Linked DNA regions of Homo sapiens: region 1 is linked to region 2. The links are chromatin contacts, found by Hi-C or POLR2A ChIA-PET in ENCODE. All regions are on one chromosome and are shown on one strand. The core of a region is the stretch at or near the end of the contact, and the rest is flanking DNA. Distances in the headings are between cores, read along the strand shown. Region 1 holds the start of SMIM14-DT (SMIM14 divergent transcript). Region 2 overlaps RBM47 (RNA binding motif protein 47).

Region 1 (3,397 bases), core at 384-2,883, 910 kb before region 2:
CACGTACTGTTGTTCTTTCTTGCTGTTAACCACTGAAACACCTCAATTAATGAGTTCTCGGGGGTGAAGCGGTGTTCTTAAACACCACGTTGGAAAAAAAAAAAAAGTTAGGACAAAAAGGTTTGGTTTTCTGGTCGCAGTGCTGTCGACGGCCGCGGAGAGCGGCAAGTTCGGAGCAGGCTACACTAAAGGAATCTGCGCGGCCAGCCACCCTAAGTGGAAGGGAATGCAAAGCCTCCTGCAACCTCCACAGCGCTGGGCAGCAAGAATGCCTCCTAAGCGTCCCAACACTCCAACACCTGGAAGGTCTTACGCTTTCCAAGTTATAATATGTACAGCTGCTGTTTCTGACAATAACACACACAAACTGGAAGGTCTCTTCTGCAAATGTAGCTATTACGTGTGTGAAGCTCATCCGACTCTCTCGATGCAAAAGTAACACATTCTATTAAGGCCACAGCCTCGGTTTTGCCAACTGGGGCAACTGAAAACATCCTACCGACTCTCTACAGCTAGCAAACCATCTCGGCTAAAATCCTGGCACATATAAACAGCCACTTTGGTGAAGTCTGCCTTTAAACAGCAACACGGGACTTCGGGTAGAGCCGGTAACCAGTTTATCACACACTATTAGTTCCAATAAAGGGTGCTGCTACCTCTTTACTGTCAGCCTTGGTTCCACTTACTGAGCAAACAGAAAAAGGGGATCCTTTAAATTCGCGACACAATAGGAGCTAAAAAGCTCTCGCTTTCAGGGTGTCAGCTTTCTCGTCTCACTTATCACAACAAAGGACGCATCCTAGTGACTTCACCGTACCCAGAAAGGGCTGAGGGAGACGGTAAACAAGATAGTGTGGATTTCAGGATTTGTGAGTTTTTCCTTCCAGCTACGACTCTCTTTTTACTCCATGATACGCCTCCACCCGTCGACAATCTGATCCTAAAAATAAAACCACCCGTGGCTACCTTGCCCTTGCCTGCAAAGCCCCGACTCTGACATCCTGCAGAGAATACCCAATTGCAGGCTCTTCGCGGGGGACGCGGGCTCGGCAGCAGCGGAGCTTCTCCCGGTGCAGAATCGCCAGCCCGGCCGAGGAAACGCCAAGCCCGAGAAACAGCCCTGTTCTGCCGCAGCCGCCGCAGTCCCCGAGAGCCTGAGGAGCCCCCAGGAAAAACTGGGGCGAGGGGAGGGTGAGCCAGCAAACGCTGGTGGGAGAGGGGGAGACACTCACCCGCCCAGACAACAACCGATGGGGCGGGGAGGATGGGGGCCGGGACCGAGGCTCGGCAGAAAGACCGCCTGGAGCTTCCAGAAGGCTGCGGCTGCTCCGGACGCTGCTGCCACTGCCGTTTCTGGCCGCCGGCTTCCTCCCCCTCCTCTGTTTTGATTCGAGTGACCACGTCACTCTTAGCCACAAGACCCGGATCTGCCGGCTCCCGCGGGCGGCGGCGCAACAGATTGCAGCGCCTGGAGACTCCAGCTGCCCCGCCTGCCGAGCATGCGCATGCCCAGCGCCTGCCCTGTGCGTCCCGGGAAGCCGGGCGGGAGCCTGCGGCTTCGGACGCCTACGACACGCTGTGCGTGGGGGCGCGGAGTGCGGGGGATGTAGTTCCGGTTGGGAGGGGCGTGGCTGAGGACTGTGAAGCAATCGGGGCGAGGCCGGGTGTCTGTTCAACTCTCCCGCGTATCGTCTGTTTCTTCGGCGGCGGACAGTGTTCTGTAATGTGTCTCCCGTTGCCCGAGCTAAAGGTTTTCCTCGACGGAGTCTTTAGAATACCGTGGTAGAGGTAGACGCGGTTACAAATTGATGTCTGTTGAGACAGTCTACCCCTGTAAAGTGTTTTTGGTTACTCAGGCCCGGATGGAAATTGGAGATGGGGATTACAAAAATACATCAAATGTGGCTGTTATTGATTCCCTTTACCTTAACATTTTTGCACCGGAAACGACCAAAATTAAGTTCAACAGGAATATTAATAAAAGGAATATGTAGTCGGGCTTGGTGACTCATGCCTGTAATCCCAGCACTTCAGGAGGCAGAGGTGGGCGGATCACTTGAGGTCAGGAGTCCGAGACCAGCCTGGCCGACATGGTGAAACCCCATCTCCACTAAAAACACAAAAATTAGCCGGGCATGGTGGTGCCCGCTTGTAGTCCCAGCTACTCGGGAGGCTGAGGTGGAAGAATCGCTTGAACCCGGGAGGCGGAGGTTGCAGTGAGCCGAGATCGCGCCACTGCACTCCAGCCTGGGTGATAGTGAGACTTTGTCTCAAACTAAATAATTAAAGATATGTGACCAAAGATGACTTGCTGGTCAGGAGATAATGGGGAAGTAGGAGGGAATGCTGTGGCTAGGCAGCCAGCCAGCCCAAGTCTTAGTTGCTTTGGTTGTAGAGCTGGAATAAGAGTGCTGCTTTTACCCAATCTTCCTTTTAGAGCAAGTTGGTGCTTCCTATTCTCCCATTCTAGTCTCTGAGTCTCCCCGCTAAATTTTGGGGGCCCTGGAAATTTCCCAATTTGGCAAAATGCAGAACTATATTGTTTTCTTAGGTCCTTCAGTTGGCAAGCTTTAATTAAAATGGGACAAGTGGCGAAGTAAAAGTGAATCCCAAACAAAGATTTTACGAAAGTGCCTCTCTGCCAGTCTTGACGGAGAGGTGAAAGCTGCAAGCTTTCTTACTCAGATTTGATGACCTTTTCACTTACCCAGACTTCCACCTCAGCAATTTGGTTAATTACCCCTCGACAAGCTGAATCACCTTCCCCAAATAAGTATCATTTACAAGAGCTTTTTAATTAAAGTGGATATTGAACACAGGTAAAGGTTTCTAGAAAATTAAAGGTTTCTGGTAAAACTTGAAGTGTTTCCCAGTTAACTAATTGCAAAGTAGATACAAAGAATAAAGATTTTGGCCCTTAATCTGCAACCTTGAACTCTGCTTACTCAAATTCAGAGTTTGAGATGGAATCTGGTGCCCTAATGAGCTGACACTGTACCAAAGGGTCTTTAATTTGTGCAACTCCAAACAAAATCTGTTATGCTTGAGTGCACCCATGGGCACGTATGTGTTTGAGAACACAGCTGTGTTTAAGAGAACAGTATGGTACAAAACTAGAATTGTACTGGTTGTTGCAAAATTCTCAGTACTTGGTTTTGTTGTTGTTGTTTTTGTTGTTGTTGTTTTTGTTTGTTTTTGAGATGGAGTCTTGCTCTGTTGCCCAGGCTGGAGTGCAGTGGCTCGATCTCGGCTCACTGCAAGCTCCGCCTCCTGGGTTCACGCCATTCTCCTACCTCAGCCTCCCGAGTAGCTGGGACTACAGGCACCCGCCGCCACCACGCCTGGCTAATTTTTTGTATTTTTAGTAGAGACGGGGTTTCACCATGTTAGCCAGGAT
Region 2 (3,367 bases), core at 111-2,610:
TGTCGCCCAGGCTAGAGTGCAGTGGCGCAATCTCAGCTCACTGCAACTTCCGCCTCCCGGGTTCAAGCAATTCTCCTGCCTCAACCTCCCAAGCAGCTGGTATTACAGGCGTGTGCCACCACGCCTGGCTAATTTTTGTATTTTTAGTAGAGACAGGGTTTCACCATGTTGGTCTCGAACTCCTGACCTTGTGATCCACCCGCCTCGGCCTCCCAAAGTGCTGGGATTACAGGTGTGAGCCACCGTGCGCAGTAATAAATGTTAAATACAGCAGAAATAAATATTAAAGAACAAATGGGAAATTAATGATTGTTCAGTTAATGACAGTTCTCCCTCTCCATGAATATTAGCCAGAGGATAACCACCACCACAGCCACAAAGGGTCAAACCCAACAGAGCTGTCTTGGAACGAAGCTGGGTTTGATTTCCTTGCATCTCTCCCGAATTCTCACATGGTCTCCTACACAAGACCATAAATTTTGTGCATGATCATTACTTTAAAGTTATAAAATGCTTTGTGTCAGGTAAAATGTTCTCAACGATTAAAGATTAAAGGGGATGTGGGGCCTTCGAGGGGAGACTGACTGCAGAGGGGCATGAGAAAACTTTCCAGAGATGTTAGTTCCTACATCTTGATTGGGGTAGTGGTTTCACAGCTGGATACATGTGTTAAAAGTCACCACTGAAAATGTGGGAAGTTTATCATACGTAATTTTTTTTTGAGACAGAGTCTCACTCTGTCGCCCATGCTGGAATGTAGTGCTATGATCTCAGCTCACTGCAACCTCATCCTCCTGGGTTCAAGTGATTCTCCTGCCTCAGCCTCCAGAGTAGCTGGGACTACAGGTGCCCAGCACCATGCCCGGCTAATTTTTGTGTTTTTAGTAGAGATGGAGTTTCACCATGTGGGCCAGGCTGGTCTCAAACTCCTGACCTCAAGTGATCCGCCCACCTCAGCTTCCCAAAGTGCTGGGATTACAGGTGTGAGCCACCGCGCCTGGCCCTATCATATGTAAATTATACCTTAATAAAGATTGAAGGGACGGAAGATAGAGGAAAAAGGGATTCAAGGGGAAATGGGTATTTATATTCCAGAGAAGGAAAAAATAGATATGCATGAAGAAACTCGTCTTAAAACTTTTAATTTCCAAAATCATTCTCTCTTTGAATAGATGAAACTGTCAAGGAATGCAAAAAAAAAAAAACTTCCTTATGCAAGAAACATTTTGAAAAATTTAGACATCTTCCCCCTCTCATTATCCTGTAACTAACAAACAGCACTTTTTTACCCCTAGGTTCACTGAACAAGCTGCCCTCTTGTGGTTCTGATATATTTCCTGAGCACAAAAGTGGGCTGTTAGGAAGCTGTGTAGGTAGCAAGCCCAGCCTGCCCACAAATATTTGTCAAGGTAACTGAGAGTGAATGTTCTGACCTGCTTCTACATGAGAGGTATACACACATCACTATGGGCTTGGGTCACAGTTACAAAAGAATGAAGAAAATACGGTGGCCACAAAATACATATGGTTCGAGGCTGACAAATTCAAAAGACAATTTAATCTCTGTTTACTTTGCTGCTTAATTTTAAGGCCCTTTAGTACATACTTTCACTTTTGCAACGTGGAATCAGCATATCAGAAGCAAGCACGTCTCAAACAAGGTCAGGGCAAAGAAAGCAGAACTGCAAACTCCGATTCTACCATCTGTGAATATATTCAATATTCCCAAGATATCTTTGTACAAAGAAAGAAAACAACAAAACAAAGTAAACAAATAGTACCTAATAAAAACAATCCTGCATTTTATTAACATTGGCAAGCAGAATCCAGATCTCTAATAAAATAACAAGCACTTTTAAAAAAGAAAGGAAAGGAGGGAAGAAGGAAGTACACAAGGAAGAGGGAGGGAGGGAGAATCAAATAGCGTACTTTTCTTTTTTTTTTTTTTTTTGAGACAGAGTCTCGCTCTCTTGCCCAGGTTGGAGTGCAGTGGTGGGATCTCGGCTCACTGCAGCTTCCGCCTCCCGGGTTCAAGTGATTCTCCTGCCTCAGCCTCCCAAGTACCTGGGATTACAGGAGCGTGCCACCACATCCAGCTAACTTTTGTATTTTTAGTAGAGACAGGGTTTCACTATGTTGGCCAGGCTAGTCTCGAACTCTTGACCTCAAGTGATTCACCTGCCTTGGCCTCCCAAAGCGCTGGGAATTACAGGTATGAGTCACTGCATAGCCACAGCATAATTTTCAAAAGTTACACTAAAAGAAGACAAAAGATGACACAGGCATTGACTCAAAAACTGGAAACATTTTCTCTTCTAGAGAGCAATCCATCTTTATACAAGACCTTGTTTAAAAGAAAAACATAGAGGCCCTAAGACTTTTTTAAAGATAAGGATTTAGGGGCTAGGTGCGGTGGCTCACACCTGTAATCCCAGCACTTTGGGAGGCTGAGGCAGGTGGATCACGAGGTCAGGAGATGGAGACCACCCTGGCTAACATGGTGAAACCCTGTCTCTACTAAAAATACAAAAAATTAACAGGGCATGGTGGCGGGCACCTGTAGTCCCAGCTACTCAAGAGGCTGAAGCAGAAGAATTGCTTGAACCTGGGAGGTGGAGGTTGCAGTGAGCTGAGATCCCGCCACTGTACTCCAGCCTGGGCGACAGAGTGAGACTCTGTCTCAAAAATAAATAAATAAATAAATAATAAAAAGATAAAGGATATAAATAAAAATGGGCTCTGTATTTCAACTATTGACGTGTTAAAAATTCATCTAGTCCAGATCCTGCAGTAGCAGGTGGGCTAAATTAATTTGAACCAGGGGTAGACTCATTTCTGTATATGGCTGCCGAATCCACATTCTGATAGATCAATCTTTCTTTTTAAACACGGTCACGTCACTTCCCTTCTCAAAACCCTCCAATGGCATGTCCTCACACTTGGAATAAAATCCAGAGTCCTTCCCCAGGTTCCCTCTAGGAGCCTGCATAGCGTGGCTTGGCTGTGCTCCATTCCCTGCTGTTCATTCTCCATCAACCTCACAGTGCTGGCTATACCACTGGCCTTCTGGCCGTTTCTTAAACAAACCAGCTCATCCTCTTCTCCTGCCTTGGCACTCACTGTCGGCCCCACCTGGAATTTCCTTTCCCAGCCTTTACACCACCCCCCATCCTAGCTCTCTCCCTGACTGAATTCAGGTCTTTGCTCAAATGCCATCTCCTCCAAGAAGTCTTCTCTGACAACTTTCTTTTCTTTTTTCTTTTTTTTTTTGAGACGGAGTCTCACGCTGTCACCCAGGCTGGAGTGCAGTGGCACGATCTTGGCTCACTACAACCTCCGCCTCCCGGGTTCAAGTGATTCTCCTGCC

Evidence for each region. A loop is a pair of places that touch in the nucleus more often than their neighbours do. ChIA-PET counts read pairs that join two places held with the same protein, here RNA polymerase II (POLR2A). Pooled maps may share reads with other maps.
Region 1: a loop to region 2 is called in a pooled map, with 3 times the contacts of the local background. The contact joins the promoter of SMIM14-DT here to the enhancer-like site in region 2. A Hi-C loop is called at or near these places in 1 of 37 single-sample maps with no recorded cell type and 1 of 50 pooled maps. POLR2A ChIA-PET finds 5 or more read pairs at or near these places in 1 of 52 experiments (activated B cell).

Annotation. Positions count from the first base shown.
Region 1 is chr4:39,637,507-39,640,903 of GRCh38, forward strand. It overlaps SMIM14-DT (SMIM14 divergent transcript), which reads left to right and starts at 1,634. Exons shown (of 6, transcript NR_183845.1): 1 at 1,634-1,788. SMIM14 (small integral membrane protein 14) reads right to left here and starts at 1,359. Exons shown (of 5, transcript NM_174921.3): 1 at 1,233-1,359. RefSeq lists an enhancer at 1,301-2,018.
Region 2 is chr4:40,549,716-40,553,082 of GRCh38, forward strand. All of the region lies in intron 1 of RBM47 (RNA binding motif protein 47), which reads right to left. Among named protein-coding and RNA genes, the nearest start is that of MIR4802, 49 kb to the left of the region's middle. RefSeq lists a silencer at 1,313-1,402. Within about 2 kb of position 1,361, at least 16 of the 41 ENCODE cell types and tissues checked have a DNase peak (open chromatin) inside an H3K27ac peak, as active enhancers do.